Regions from separate parts of the Homo sapiens genome. Here region 2 is linked to region 1. The links are chromatin loops, found by intact Hi-C in ENCODE. Cell type or tissue: A673. All regions are shown on one strand.

The links. Peaks named below come from ENCODE experiments on the same cell type or tissue, not always from the same donor. Only the 100,000 strongest peaks of a DNase experiment are listed, where the experiment ranks them.
Region 2: a loop joins it to region 1, with 7 times the contacts of the local background. A loop is called at or near these places in 8 of 110 quality-filtered maps.

What each region holds. Positions count from the first base shown.
Region 1 is chr9:87,963,415-87,971,414 of GRCh38, forward strand. It overlaps CDK20 (cyclin dependent kinase 20), which reads right to left. Exons shown (of 8, transcript NM_001039803.3): 3 at 7,733-7,921; 4 at 7,362-7,483; 5 at 7,154-7,216; 6 at 6,382-6,505; 7 at 5,780-5,935; 8 at 3,027-4,245. The coding sequence ends at 4,048. It overlaps LOC124902200 (a long non-coding RNA gene), which reads left to right and starts at 3,718. Exons shown (of 3, transcript XR_007061646.1): 1 at 3,718-3,808; 2 at 4,060-4,258; 3 at 5,156-5,453. In A673, no CTCF peak of the experiment used is centred here; no DNase peak of the experiment used is centred here.
Region 2 is chr9:89,004,646-89,012,645 of GRCh38, forward strand. It overlaps S1PR3 (sphingosine-1-phosphate receptor 3), which reads left to right. Exons shown (of 2, transcript NM_005226.4): 2 at 1-510. It overlaps SHC3 (SHC adaptor protein 3), which reads right to left. Exons shown (of 12, transcript NM_016848.6): 12 at 1,126-8,000. LOC124902206 reads left to right here and starts at 2,873. Exons shown (of 1, transcript XM_047424308.1): 1 at 2,873-3,532. The coding sequence starts at 2,873. The coding sequence ends at 3,532. In A673, a CTCF peak has its summit at 4,539 (motif pointing left); a DNase peak (open chromatin) is centred at 4,446; H3K27ac peaks cover 965 bases.

The sequences.
Region 1 (8,000 bases):
CAAGACTGGGGACTCTGGTCCCCACCTTGAAGCCTCCTTGCTTTGAGTAAGGCCACATTTCATGAGTTTTGGGGACCGTGACCTGCCAAGGATGGCAGATAGAGGGACGCAGTCTCCTGGGCCCAGGCCTGCCCAGTTTCCTCCAGTCCTACCACCTGGAGCAGGAGGGCCCAGCACCACGCTTGGCCTCAGGGCTCTTTCTCATGGGTGACCAGGTGACCACTCAGGTCCTGGAGCCTGGCCATCCCTGCCTCCTTGTATGAATGAGGGTGGTGGCTGGCCTGCCTACTCCTGCAGCCTCATCGCCAAGGTGACTGGTTGCTATTCAGGCCCCCTAAGGTCACTGACTTGGCCTTTTGGGGTTTGCACAGGTCCCAAGTAGCCATGCACTGCTCTGAGAGGGCTCGCCCTACCTTGGGCTAGATTCTAGTACTGGTCAGAGCTACAGGTGGCTCAGTCCCTTTGGTGATCACCTTGGCTGCTGGGGGCCCCAGGCTCGGGTTGAGGCCAGATCAAACCCCTCTGGATCTGGACCTTGTGCCGTGTTAGGGAGTTCTGTCCCACAGGAGGTCAGCATGAGGACACAAGACATCCTGCTGGCTGGCCAGAGCTATGAGGATGCCACACCCCCTCCCCTCCAGAGGCCTCCAAGTAGCCATCTTCCCAGTGGACGGTGGTTTCAGCTGGCTGAGGGGCCATCCGGGGCTTCTGGGCAGCTTGCGGGGTAGGCTGCTGTCCTGGCTCCTTCCAGAACATGCAGGTCAGTGAAACTGACAGGGATAGGACATGGGCCACTGTGAAGGGGAGGTGTCTTCGGCTCTTCCTGTGGATCTTCAGAAAGCTAGGCAGGGGTTGATGATGGGCCCCAGTGGGGTTGCAGGGCCAGTCTGTCCATGGTCCGGGAGGTAGCCAGGGCAGATGCTGAAGGGATGGGGGCCCAGCATTCCTGCCCGAAGCAGTACTGTGGGAACCAGGGGCCCTGACGTCAGGGTCTATGGGGAGGTTTGGGACTGAATTCCATTGCAGTAACCACCAAACAACTGGTGGTCTGTCCTGGGCTGGGGACAGGCTGGCCAGACCCTGAGCTCCTGGGGCTCCCAGAGCAAGGCCTGTGGCCCCAGGCTCTTTGGAGACCCTCATGCCACTAGGGGCCTCAGCCTTGGGAAGAGCCTGGCCAGGCAAGGGTCAGGGAGGACCACACTCCTGTTTTGTGGGGGCTACCCCTTATGGGGAGGCATGGTCTCACTCTTCGTCACCCAAGCTGAGTGCAGTGGTGTGATCACAGCTCACTGCTGTCTTAAGCGATCCTCCTACCTCAGCCTCTCATGTAGCTGGCACTACAGGCGCATGCCACCACACCTGGCTAATTTTTTTTGTAGAGATGGGGTCTTGCCGTATTGCCGAAGCTGGTCTCAAACTCCTGGACTTAAGCAGTCCTCCCACCTCGGCCTCCCAAAGTGTTGAGATTACAGGCATGAGCCATCACACCCGGCTGATTTTTCCTTTATTTTTGAAAGGTAACACAAGAATCATTATATAATTTTCATTTTTCTAATGTCCTTGTTGAATTTTAGTATCAAGACTACTGCTGGTGTCACAAAATAAGCTGAGTAAGCTTTCTCCTGTATTCTCTGGAATCGTGACACTGTCCATTTATTAAGTGATTGACTGGTAGAATTTAGTAGTGAAGCTATCTGGGCCTGGAGATTACATAATGAAAATATTTTAATTTGGAGGTTCAATTCCTTTTTAACAGTTTTAAGACACTTCAGGGGTTTGTTTTTTATTATTGCAAGTCGAATTTTTCTATGGATTTGTCAATTTTACCAAAATTTCGCATGTATAAAGTTACTTCTAATATCCTTAGTCTTTTGAATCCTATTCATTTCTAATATTGATAATATTTGAGATTAGGTACGTACAAATTTGAAAAATTTTACCAATGAACTGAATATAATTAGAACTGAATGTGTTTATCACTAGTAATGATTTTTGCCTTGAAATTGTATCTTATATTAAATAACAGCTCTTTGCCTTAAAATCTATTTTCTTTTTTTTTTTTTTTTTTTGAGACAAGTCTGTCACCAAGGCTGGAGTGCAGTGGCACGATCTCGGCTCACTGCAACCTCTGTCTCCCAGGTTTAAGCGATTCTCCTGCCTCAGTCTCCCAAGTAGCTGGGATTACAGGCATGCACCATCACACCCGGCTAATTTTTGTATTTTTATTAGAGATGGGATTTCACCATGGTGGCCAGGGTGGTCTCGAACTCCCAACCTCGGGTGATCTGCCCACTTTGGCCTCCCAAAGTGTTGGGATTACAGGCATGAGCCACTGCACCCGGCCTCTGTTATTTGATATCAAATAACTACACCAGATTTTTGGTTTGTGTATGCACGATAAATCATTTTTTCTCCTTTTACTTGCAAATGTTATATACATTTTAGAGTTCTCTTTGAAGTTCTCTTAGAAGCTTACAGTCTGCAGAAGATGTGGCTGGAGAAATAAACAGAGGCCATATCATGAAAACATCAGACTTTCCTGAAAGCCAAGAACGAGGGTTGAGTATGTTTTCTCTCTCCACTAAGTGCTTGAAGGCCAGCATCTGTAGCAGTGTTAGTCACCCTGAGTGCTCACAGAAGAGTTTATCCACATGAAGCATAAAATAAACATTTTAAAAATAAAGGGAGCCTGGGGCTGGGCATGGTGGCTCACGCCTACAATCCCAGCACTTTGAGAGGCCCGGGCAGGCAGATCACGAGGTCAGGAGATCAAGACCATCCTGGCTAACATGGTGAAACCCTGTCTTGAGTAAAAATACAAAAATTAGCCAGGTGTGGTGGCACGCGCCTGTAGTCCCAGCTACTCGGGAAGCTGAGGCAGGAGAATCACTTGAACCCAGGAGGCGGAGGTTGCAGTAAGCCGAGATTGTGCCACTGCACTCCAGCCTGGGCAACAGAGCAAGACTCCATCAAAAAATAAATAAAATAAAAATAAAGGATGGCTAAGAATAAGTTTCTCTAGTCTGTTTTTATCCTTGAACCACAATCATACTCTTTATTATTATACAAACTTTTAAATATTGGTATCTGATACCGTAAGTCCTTCCATCATTTCCTCTTCTGCATCTGGTTCCACTTCCTTCCATGTATCTTTTATAATCACCTTATCAAATTATAATAAGGAAAAAGCACTAGCTGGGATTATATTGGGATTTATTAAATTTATAAATTAATTCCAGGAACGCTTGTTTCCTTAAATACACAGCTGCTTCTGGCTCACGCTCATCCTGAGGGAGTAGATGTTGGTAAACCAGCCTCATGTGCAGAGGGTCTCCTGCTGGATCCCCAACTGGAGCCATCCCTGGGCCTAGACTTCTGTCTCCCTCACTTCTAAATGAGTGCTCAGTGATGTGAAGTACACAGGAGTCCCTCAGGGCAAAAGTGGCTATGCCTGGTGCTACCCTCCCCATGACCCCAAAAACGAGAGCCATGAGACAATGCCACCTTAGCCATTTCCCTTGAGAGAAATGAAGGAGGAACAGACATAAGGCAGAGCCACCTGAGGTTTTTAGAATCTATATCTCACATACTGAACTAGTGTTTAATGGCTCTGAGAATAAAACCAAACCAAATCTTCCTTCCACTTGAGTTTCCAACATAAGGACACCTTACTCTCTGCACTTCTCCTTGACCAGGAGGCAGCACTCGGGGAAGCAGCACCAAGGCAGGCATCGTCATTCTGCATATGCAGGCCTTGACTGGCAGCAGAGCTCACTGTCCTGATGGGTACGTCAGTAGCACACAGAAGGTAAGGCTCACCGAGCACAGGCCATGAATCTCCTCTGCTCGACTGGATGTTCTCATACTCTTGGCTGGGAACATGACCTCTGCCTCGAGACCAACCCTCGCAAGGGCTAAGGGGCAGGGTGTGGTGTGGGCCCACTGTGGCCATGGGGAGGCCTTGGAGGGTGAAGCCAGGCAGGTGGCAGAGGAACAGGTGGACTGAGTGGTCCTGAGGAGCAGGCAGACGGGACCAGGGCCAACTTCTCACCCCTCCAGGATGAAGGGCCGAATCAGCTCTGGGTTCAACAGCGACTCCTCAAGAGGCCGGTCCACGTGGAAGTCATGGATGTGGGGGGGCCCTGGATGGGCCTTGGGGGCAGGTCCCCCTAGACGCTGAGGAATCGGCAGCTCAGATGGATGGGCAGGCAGGGGAGCTGTGAAGAAGTACTGATGGAGGAGAGCCTGAGGGTGGCAAGTAAGGAACAGCAGAAGGAAACTAGTCACCTCCCTGTCCCCAGCCTCAAGCAGATGTTCCTTCATCTATGCATTCAGCTGACTCAGTGTGTCTGGGTGTTTTCTGAGTGTCTACTATGTCTGAAGCACTATTCCAGAAGCTGGGAACATAGCCGTTAATAAAACAGACAAAAGCTCTGTTTTTCTGACATAAGTGAGGGTGGGGGGTAATAAACAAGATGAAGTAAAATACACAGTATGTCAGATAATGATTAGTGCAGTGGAAGAGAGAAAGCAAGACAGAGGAATGAGGAATCCTGGAGAGAGGTTGCAGATCTGAAGAGTCATGAGGGAAGGCCATCTGAGAAGTGACATTTAAGCCAAGACTTGAGACATAAGCAAGTGGGACATGAGGCTCCAGGCCAGGGACAAAAGTGTACTGACCCCTGGGGCTGGAGAGGAGTGAGCACAGGGCACAACAGCAGGCAGCGTCATGAGGTGATGGCACCCAAGCATACGACATCTGTGGGTCACAAAAAGGACCCTGGCTTTTCCTCTGAGATGGAGCCACAGGAGGGCCCTGGCAGAGAAGGAATGTGTCCTGTTCTACTTGGATAAAGTTACTCTGTCTGCCAGGTGGAGAAGAGATTAAATGGGATGAGGGGAGACCCAGATTCTGGGAGGCAACCCAAGAGATAAGGGTCACACGGCTTGGGTACACTGTGGACACAGAGCCCACAGGAGCTGCTGACAGTGGAGACCAAGAGGGCGTATGTAAACACACGCGGCTGGTGCTGAGTGCAGGGAGGGGACAGGGACCCCTGAGAGACACCCTGACACCTGTCAGCCCATGCTCCTGTGGTCATCGTCCTCCCAGGCCTACCAGCCATAACCAGCCTTCCTGGGTCCTCTCTTCCAGGCCTCTGCCCACCATTTCTCTCTTCAGCGAACACCTCCTCAAACATCTCATGCTTAAACCTGCCCTCCACCAGGAAGCTTTGCTTGACCCCAAAGTCGGCCTTGCCTCTCTCCTGGGGCTCCCACAGCTGGAGAACATGACCTCTTGTGACCTTTTGGACCTGGAGCTACCTCACCACCAGGAGTGCCCCGCGGAGGTAGGACTGATTGTTTACCATCTGTGCAGGGCCCAGGACAATCCCTGCATGTGCCAGATGTGCAGAAAATACTTGCTAATGGAATAAAGGAATGAGTCCCCAGTGACTCTCTTACTGTATCTGCCACAGGGTCAGGGGCAGCCCAGAAACCTGCACTCCCGGACACGCGCTCTCCTGAGAGTTGGGCATGCCCCTCGTATGGGCCACCCTCAGGGGAAGTCTGGGGATGTCCAGTGGGGTCTACTCATGAGAGGCACACCTGCTCCAAGGCCCCTGTCCCCTGGGTTCCAGATGTCTGGTGCTGGTCCATGCCAATCACAGGTTCTGAGGGTCGCTGATGTGATGGGGTCACATGGCTACCAAGTACAGAGTACCAGGGTGATGGGGAGGGGAGCTGAAGGAGCAGAGACTACAGCCTCTCCCCCTACCTTGGAAGCTGCGATGCGCTGGTGAGGAGGGTAGAGAAGGAATTGACCCAGCAGATCCAATGCCTGGGGAGAGACGTCAGGCAGCACCTCCTCCAGGGGCATGGGCACCTGCTCCTTAAAGGAGATCTTGTTGTAGTCCGGCAGCTCAGTGAGCTCCTGGGCCAGGGAGAAGGAACAGGGTACAATGAGAGTAGTTCCCGACCCTTGCCATGCTCTCTGCTGTCAACTCTCAGCCCCTAACACACACTCACATGGGGGGTGCTCTCCCATCCATGTGTCTCCCTGACCCATCATTCATTCACTCACCCACCCCTGTATTCCTTCATCCATCCCCTTGCCCTCTCAGATGACGACTCTGTGCACAGCTTGCTGAGACACTGCACATGTGTGTACTGGGGTGAAAAGGGACAAAGGACAGGATCTACCCCAACCCAAATGACAGCAGGAAGGAGGAAGCCCTGAGTTGGGCCAGGACAGTGGTCCCTGTCCATCAAGGGGGGTTGGGGCCAGGAGAGAGAAGGTTCAGGGGAGGGAGTGGTTACTTGCTGTTGGGAGTGGAGTAAACCTGCCCCACACCCACCTCACCAAGGGCCCCTACAAACCGGCCAGACTTGAGGGTTTGGGGTGCCCAAGATGCGAAGCACATAGCAAAGCTGTTCAATATCGTTCTTGCCCGGGAAAAGGGGGGACCCATTCAACAGCTCCCCCATGATGCAGCCCACAGACCTGTGGACACAGAGCCCCAAGCAGGTCAGAGATCTCCCACCATGGACCACAGACCCACCCACAGAGCAGCTCTAACACTGCACTCCAGGGCAAGGCCCCACAAGCCAGCCCTGGAGCCTCACGTCCAGAGGCCCAGTCCCTGAACCCTCAAAGCCCTCAACCCTAGAACCCAGAGCAAAGCCCCAGCTGTTCCAAGACTTCTCGGAGACTCCTGCTCTAGGACACTTCTGGGGCAGACCTGCAAACCTGCCCCAAATCTCAGACCCATGGGCACTGCCAACTATCTTCTTGCTGCAAAACAAGCTCAGAGCTTTCATGTCCAAGGACACAGGCCTCTGACCAGCTCAGAGATGCCATATCCTAGGATCTAACTCCAGCACATATCGGCTCAGACCACCTCCCCATCTAGCCCAGAAAGCTTCCCACCTGGGACCACCATTCTCATCCCACCTGGCCCCTACCCAGCTCGAAAACATCATAGTGAGGAACCCCAACCCCAAAGTGCTCAGAATACCCCAACCAGGGAAGACACCCTTAAGGAAGCCTAAACTCCCACCAGGGAAAAGACCACCAAACAGCTCAGAGACCTCAGAGCCTAGCAGAAATCCATGAGCCATGTTACCCTTTGACCACCCACAGGGGTCTCACCACAGATCGACGCCCTGGTCATACTGGCGGGCACCATACAGGAGCTCGGGGGCTCGGTACCACCTGCGAGGAAGAGGGCTGGCAGGCACTGGGCTGAGAAAAGGATGCCTGGGGAGGTGACCCCAGCCCCACAAGCAATGTCTGGAGAAAAGGCCCAGAAGCATCTCTTCCCCATGGAGAAGACTGGAAGGGATCTGGCCCTCCCTACCTGGTGGCCACCTGGTGTGTGTAGAGGCGGCTGCCGTCTGGGGAAAAGACTCGAGCCAGGCCAAAGTCCGCTATCTTGAGCTGGCCTGAGGCGCTGATGAGCAGGTTGGCAGGTTTCAGGTCCTGGGAGTACCAAAAGAAGCATCAGTCCCTCCAAATCCCCCATAGGACCTTGGGACAAGCGGGCTTGGCAGTCTAACCACTCAGGTCAGCCCCGGTCCCCACCTCCTCCAGGGCCATGCCCTGGCCACTTACCTGGAGGCCTTGACCAGCTCTGTCCCAACTTCTTATCACACCTTTTACAAGGGCTAGCCCCATCCCCAAGCCAAGTCAGCTCCCCAGACCCCATGCCCGGCCTATGCTGAGACTGACCCGATGTACAATGTTGTTGGCATGGCAGAAGGCGACACCCTTGAGCAGCATCTGCAGGTAGCTCTTGACCTGTGCCTGGGCTAGTGGCCTCTGGGCATGGCGCACCACCTCGGCCAGATCCGACAGCATGAACTCAAAGGCCAGCACAAAGCCTCCACCGTGTGGGAACACAGCCTTCAGTTGTACCACCTGTGGGCAGGACATCTTGTTAGCCCCCAGACTCAAGTCACCAGACCCTCTCTGTGACCCTGAGACCCCAGCCCATGCC
Region 2 (8,000 bases), 1.0 Mb after region 1:
GCCACCATTTCCACTAGGAGGTATCAATATTTGTGGTATGACATAAGGCTCCCTTGAAATAACAAGACTTTTGAGCAATCTGAATTAAAAATACATCAAAAAAGTAATAGCGCTCATTTGCTAAATGCAAAAAATAATCACCTTTGATACCAATGTGCACCAATATGCCTAACTAGCTAGCCAGCTGGAGATAATTTACCAGGGAATGTTTCAAAGCCCTAACCTTGAAGTTTGGAAACAGGTGGTCTTCTATGCTGCAGAGAAACTATGCATTAGGTCTCTTTTCAATTAGAAACCTTTACTATTTCCAATGTATGTTTGTTAAAAATAATAATAATAAAACCAAAAGCCTTTGTGGAAACCCACTCTTCGTAGTCCATGTGATGGGATTGTTTTATCGTTTTCACCGGGTGCCCTCCCCACTGCAGGGGTGCGCACTGTTGTTGCAGGCTTGCTACCCACCTGTGTTTCTTAGCATTTCAGGAATTAAACCACATTCAGAACCCCAAATAACCTTTCCCCTTTCTTCTTACCCACTATCATAGGTGGTATTTTAATGAAGCGTCTGTGCCTTGGGTGCTATTTACACCAATTTTGGTAGGTCATACTATTTTGAGAATGGTCTTTTGATAGGGAGAAATTTCTAAGACCCATGGTAATAAAAGTGCAGCTCAAAGACATGGGACCTCTTGTCCTGCCCCATTTGCTGTTGTTTATGCAGCAGGAGAGAATAGGTCAGAACCAACCTTTGCACACTAGCTTTCTCCCACACAAACGGTCCATTTTAGCCTCTCTGTCCCACTTGCTATGTAAAGAGGAGGCCAGTGCTCGGCATAACTGTTCTGGTAGCGATGCTTGTTACAACTCATGATGAAATGTCCCAACGCAAGTGAGGACGCAGCTGCCCGCCCCAGAGCTAGAAGGTAAGGTGAGTTCTCTAGGAGTACATCTGCCCGGATGCATTTTCATTCCGCAGCCTTGATGAATGGGACGAGGCTTTGTTGTGACTGTTTTTTAAGCAGTCCCCCAGGGAATCACTGAAAATACCTACTTCTTAGAGAAAAGTTTCAAGCTCCCCTCCTCTCTTTTGTGAGGCAATACAAAATCCATCATCCAAATGAAAGATACTTTTCACAACAGCCTTTATTGCCTGCAGACTTACATGTATAGTCCTTTAAACAATTAACTGTTTAGAAAATGGTTGTTTCTCTCAACCCTTGAGCCAGTTATTCCACGCTGGTAAGACCCTTTCACAGAAATGTAACAAGGTGCATTTTATAGAAAACATCTAATTAAATCACCAGTTTCATGCTTTTAAGTTGTATCTACAAGTGCAAAACTGCAACACCCAAATGTTTTTAGTATCTAAGTCAGATATCCAAAAGTTAGCTCCATAATCAGAAATGCGCACACCACTGTTCTGATAATAAAGGCACATTTTCCAATAACCAATTATAACAAGAAGTGCAGCATTACCTAAATTGGGTGTGTCATCTTCCCCTCCTGGGTCACAGGATGACACCTGGGGATGCGATGCCGTGCCTGCACTTGGCGATCCCAGGAGCACAGAAATGCACCAGACAGATCATGAAGGGCTAATGCTTGGAAACCACACCATTTCCTGACAGAGTGAAGGAATCCCTGTGGATTTATCAAAAGGGAGGAGGGAATTTAAGCTAATTCTCTTCACCTGCTGTATTCTCAAATCTCCAAAACACCAGATAACTTAGGTTTTTTCATTTGTCATAGAACAAAGATTAGAGAACTTGAAATTCGTTTTGCATTTCCACTCCTCAGGGATGTCAAAAAAGCCAGTTCTGTTCCAGCACAAAGTAGAAAGTGGTGAATTGGCAATACGCCAAGACATAGACTGTTACAGTAATTCTTTTTGTTTCACAAAAGTTAATGGAAACAAAACAACTTTCAGATAATATTCATTTGTCAGTATGTATAATTTGCCATCCAAATGCTTTTTAAAAAGTTATTATCTTATTATTACACATTAAATTTACATGGAGTTGTCTCCTAATCCTGGGATTTTAACACCAAATGTTTAATTCTGAATACAAAGAAACATTCACATACTTAATTTTACAATATTCTGGAACAAGTTATATTCAAAAGTCAAATGAACAGAGAACATTCCACTTGCAACCAACACATAGCTGTTAACAAAATTAACCCCATTAATATTTAAAGACGGATTTATCCATTAATGCCTGTTTTAATTGTCACTTGATTTTGATGGTTAGAAACTTTGGTTATGGTAAAAATGATCACATGAGTGGGAATTCATTACCTCAAAGCTCAGGACCACAGCTCCCCATGTGCATGTTTTTCTGTCTGCAGTATTTCAAGGTGAGACAACAAAATAGACACCTAAAATTGTATGAGATTTTATTCCTGGTGCTTTTTCAGCGAGAACCATTTTTCCAGACCTAGGGAAGGAGCCTGTGTGTTTTTGGCCTGAAGGATTCATCAATTCAGAGCATCTGTGACAGCCAGGAGGAGGAAAGAAGGGAGGCTGGGATCACCTCCCGCCCCTTCTAGCATCTCTACTGAGAGTGACAACTCCAGGCTGTCCACCCCCATCCTGAGCCTTCCACACTCTTCTCCGTGCCACTAACACTCAGTATCTGACGCCTGCAGTGCGAAGCCTCCAGAGTCCCCAGACTGACCTGGGCACTCCACCCTTGCTGGTTCTACTTTACTTGGACACACGGGTACCTTAAGGCTTGTCACACTCCAACACCTTTGTGTGTGTGTGTCTTTATTTCTTTCTAGGTTATAAACTCAGGCAGAGGCCTCATACATTCACTTCTCTATCCCACCATCCCAGTACAGGGCCAGCCACATATTAACTAATGCACAAATGAGGCCAAGAAACTGGCTAGAAATCCCAAGAAACTGTGCCAAGTATATGCAGCTGCACCTGGGAATACACGAAAGCATGACATCACGAGCACAGCCTCCTCCACCACACCTTCCCTTTCTCCTCCTTCCCTGCTGGCCTCAGACAGCTATGCATGGCTGCATGAAGGAAGATCTAAATCTGGACTTGTTTTATCCTCCCCTTCCCTTCTTCTCACCTTTATTCTGCCTCCACCTTCTTCTTTCTTTGTCTTCCCCCACTGGCTTCTCTGTCATTTCCCACAGTGGGTTCCCCCAATCCCTGTGGTCCTCATGTCCTGTTCTTGTTCTCTTTGTGCTGGATCTCACATCCTACAGCATCCAGGACCATCCTCCATGGCTGATGCCACAGCCTGCCAATTCCCAAATTCTTCACGTTTGTTTGACTTCCTACTTAGCTGTAAAACCAAAGCCCAGGGAGGAGTCCCAAGGTGCACAACACAGAGCCAATCTGCGTGTGTACAGAGATGCAGATCCGTTTTTAATCAATGTAAGTATATGCGTATATGTATATACATATGCAATTCACATTCACAAGTCCTGGTATAAAGTTGCAATTTTTCTGGCTGCTATAAAATGTGCCAGTTTTAAAACTGTGCATTTGTTGCTTGCAAACTTATAAATATGTATAAACCCCATTATAAATAAATTATGGCTGGCAGATGGCATTTAAGCTGCCAGCAATGGTTGCATGGAGTTATAAATGCTTATTAATTCTCCACTTTTAAATTCACAGCACGGACCCTGGGATCTGTGACATGAAGTGGTGTGAAAGCATAATTATAAATTAGAGGGGGGAAAGCCATCAATAAGAGACAGGTAAGGGCTGGAAACTCTCACTAGTGAGTGGTTCTCAAAGTCAAGACTTCAGAGCAGCTGCACCAGCATCACCTCGAGATTTTTTGAAATGCAAATTCCCGGGCCCCACTCCAGACCTAGGGAGTCAGGAACTTGGCGGGGCCAGGGGGGTGGAAGGGCCTGCAATCTTTGTCTGAACCAGCTCACAGGGTGGTTCTGATGCCTGCCTTCCACTCGAAGTCTGCTTGTCACGAACGCCTGTCTCAGCTCAGGGACATCCCCGGCTTAGGAAGTATGCTCAGGTGTGTGCAGGGCCAGTCAGAAATTGTTTCCAGAAACAGCCTTTCATAAGTGATAGACTTGGTGAATAAATACCCCAGCTGTCTCCCCGCCTTGCTGGGTGAACTCTGGGGTGTCAGCTCTGTCTCTCGGGGTTCCCCGGTGGGATTCAGCTCCAGTTGTGCACATGACGGTAACTTACTTGATAATGCACGCCTTCCCCGTCAGCTTCCTTCTCTCCCTACTTCCGGGATCTTCACTCAAATAAACTACATAACCTCAAGTCCTCTCTCAGGGTCTCCTTCTGGAGGAACCCCAACTAAGAGGAAGTAGAAACACTGTCTCTCCCATCTGAATGACTCAGGCTTTTATGCATTTTGAGATGGAGCACAGATGTAGAACCCCTGGAGGGAAGCACTGCTTGCCATTTCCGTGGGGCAGGGGGCTAGCTTTACGTGCAGGCCCAGGACTGTGAGTCCTGTGCTCTTTTCTAAGTTGATCCCCAGGCCCTTGCATGGCTCCAGTTTCCTCTTCTGAAAAGCAGGGCCCCCTACTGGGCTGTCTTACCAAGCTCCCTTCCCTGTGATCCTGTGTGGAGCTGACAGTTCTAGGTTGGCACTATGTCCAGGAGTGGGTTTGTCCTCTTCATCTTTCTTAGAGCCAGCTTTGAAAGTTCCATGGGAGAACCTGAGTATTACTCTGAAACCCACTGCAAGGTCTGTCTGAGTCCTGCAATGACCTCTTTGCAATCTTTCCACAATCTTCCCACTCACTCCCAATCCTACTGTCACCGTCCACAGAAAGGGATTTATGGACAGCACACAAAGTTGGGCCAGCGAGAGAGAACCAATGGGCACGCTGGGAATGCACAATTTTAGAAAATCATTGCGCTTATATGTTTCATATATTTGTCAATCCCCAGCACGCCCTCAAGCTGGGAACATGTATAGCCCTGCAGTGTAGAGCACGCCAAGGCTCAGAGAAATCCAGCAACCCGCCTGAGTCCACGCCGTTCTGGGTGTGCCAGGGTGGAGGCTGGATGGAGGTATCTACTCGTGGCCCGCATTGCCTCTGCCCTGGAAAGGCCTATAGTCCGAGGCTTCTGCCCAGCTCAGCCCAACAGAAAAGAAATGTGTGACTGCCTTCAGGTAGCAGCCAGTTTGGAGGAAATGAGGACCCAGACGTCCATCTTCAAGCATTGCTTATAGAAAGAAGCTACCCAAGTGTCGGACGCTACTGAAAAGGAAAGCTTTATTTTGGGAGCTGGGGGCCACCTTCAGAATCCCAGCACCAGACATGGAGGTTGGGCTGGACACACATGTCCACTGTTCCCCTGGCACATGGGCCCTTTAGGGTCCACCCTTCCCTAGGCCTGTCCTTCCTTTTAAGTTAGGACTTTACCTACACACACGGCTTGTCATTTCCCGTCTTTATTAGAAATTACCCACAACTTCCTCCACCTCCAGGAGGCCCTAAAGAAGGCCATATATGGCCCAATCAGGCCTTTGTCCATTATCCCAACATCATAGATGGCCTGACAAAATAGCTGCTCGCTCATCAAGGCTGAGCGGACGCCCAGTCTTTGGGTGCTTCAAATATAAAAAACAGCAACAGTGGTGTCTTAAGCACAGGATTAAAGATTGAGTCATTTGACTGCGGTGTTTTTCACCTCCCCACCCGATTCTCCGGTTAGCTACTCAGAGGCAGCCTTGGAGGTCAAGAATCAAAGCTGACTTAAACCACAATGAGCACCCCCATGAGAGGCCCAGCCGGCCTCCGTGGGACAGAGATGTCATTTGAAGCACAGCTGATTCATTCGTGGGGTTAGGGGAGGTGGGTGGGGGTCTCTAGGGCCACTCGGTAAGGGCAGAGGGGCCGTTTTAGGACTGCTGGCCCCCACCTTGTACTCCCAGAAGACATAGAGTTTGGGGTTAAGTGTTGGGGGTGCCCATTGGAGGGACAGCAGGGCCCAGGTGCACTCTGCAGGACCAGGGTGGCCCAGCACAGCAGCAGCGACTGTGCCCTGGAAGCCTGAGGCCCTGGAACGCAAGGCCTAATGCCATTCCCGCTGCGTTCATTGTTCAGCTTCCCTGCCCTGCCCAGGCAGAGATGTGGCCTGAGAAAGTGTGGGGAAGAGGGGCCCAGGCTAGACAGGGAGGAGCCTCCATTGCTTTTGCCTTGGAATCCTGAGCTCAAAGCACAGGCTGGCACACAGCAGGGCTCACGAAATGCTGAGTGAGCAGAAGAGCTCTGCAGCCAGATGACAACATGGCCTCCAGGAAGGTGTGGCACCAGCCCCAGCCTCACTTTCCCCATGTGTCTGTGAGGCTCACAGGAATGGCCCACCACACAGTGCTGGAGGGAAGAGTTGGGATAACTAATGTGTGCTCTAACCCACTTTACAAATGGGAGGGAACAAAGATTAGAAAATCGCTGCCATCTGCTATGTCTGAAGCCTGCTCACTTCACTGGCACTATTCTAGTGTAACCAATATATAATCTGAGCTTAAAAATGTATATTTTGAATTAATATTAAAAAGAAAAAATTCGACTCCAATACTTTAAATTTTCTAAATTGATTCTCATGCAAAAAATATATATATTTTCTATCACCATCGAACTAGACACTGACTTCACAGCAAGAGCTACTAAAGCTGCAGGTTACCATTCAAGTCCCCCCAAGAGAAAAATAAAGTAAATCAAATGTTACAGCATTCACAGCTCCTAACTTGCATTTCCTACTTTGCTATTGTCCCTGAATGTTATAATAGCATTTTGACCTTTCACAAGTGGGGAATGCATGAATGTAGAAAGAAGGTCATTTCGCACATTTTTCTATGTGGTGCACATTCATGCACAGGTGGGTCAGAGCTGTGTGTGTCTCTCCAGGGCTCCCAGCCTCCCAGAGGACAGATGTGCAGGGCAGCTCTCAGAGCACCCAAGTCTATGCTGTCTTGGGGCAGGAGCCTGATGCAGCTGCTGCCAGCAACCCCGTGGAGCCGTCTGCTTCTGGATCACTAAGCAGAGTATCCACATGATGCCTGAAGCCAAAACCATTTCAGAAAACAGCAGTGCAGTCTACAGTAGTGTCAGACTCTCCAGAGTTTCAATCCACTGCAGAACATTCTAGAACACTGACTTCACTGTCATCTCAAATTCACTGGACCCTCAAAGGCAAAGACTCCCTAGAAGGCCATGTATGAAGGCTGGGGCCTGCCCTGACTCATCCTCACTGGTTAGCTCTAACCTGTCCTTCCATCTGGCCACACGCACACCCCAAGGCAGAAATGGGGCTCATACCATTGGCATTAGAACTTAGCAGTATTATTATCTGCCAGATTTTTCAGTCTCCTCATAACTCTCCTTACAGGATCAGATTTATCACTATCCAACTCTAAGCGTGTTTAGTGTGTCTTTCTGTTCTGCTGACCCATACCCTACAGGGTGCTGTACCCTGTGGGGTCTCACCAGAACAAGAGCCACGCTGCCAGCAAGCAAATGGATCCATCTATTCTTTAAAGGGCATCTGTGAAAATCACAGGGCAATCTCAGCCCAGATAGTATTTGAAAGGTATAAACATTGCCAGCTTTCTAACACCAAATGACTCCTCAGGAAATGACAGTATTTTACCTGGAAGAAAGGGAGTCAAGACAAAGAGTGGGGGCAGGCACATGCTCTTCCCTGCAGCAACGGAGAAACCTTGTTGTTGGGACAGCAGGCCTTTCCCCCATCCCTCATGCCAGAGGCAGTACCTCAAATGGATTCCAGTGACTCCTGGGTTTCTGGCACATGCAGCCCCAGAAGCCTCAATACCTGAGTCTTCGGGACTGAGCTCTGGGATGGGTGCCTGCTCTTGCTGTCACACAGGCTTCTCCCCTATTGTATAAGGCGGGCGGGGGACTTTACTAGCAATTACCATAAGCAGCCTGTAGTCAACCGCTGACTAGAGGGAGACACAAACCAGGAATTTGCCCCGACCACCCTTCTACAAATACCCATTTTAGCATTAGAT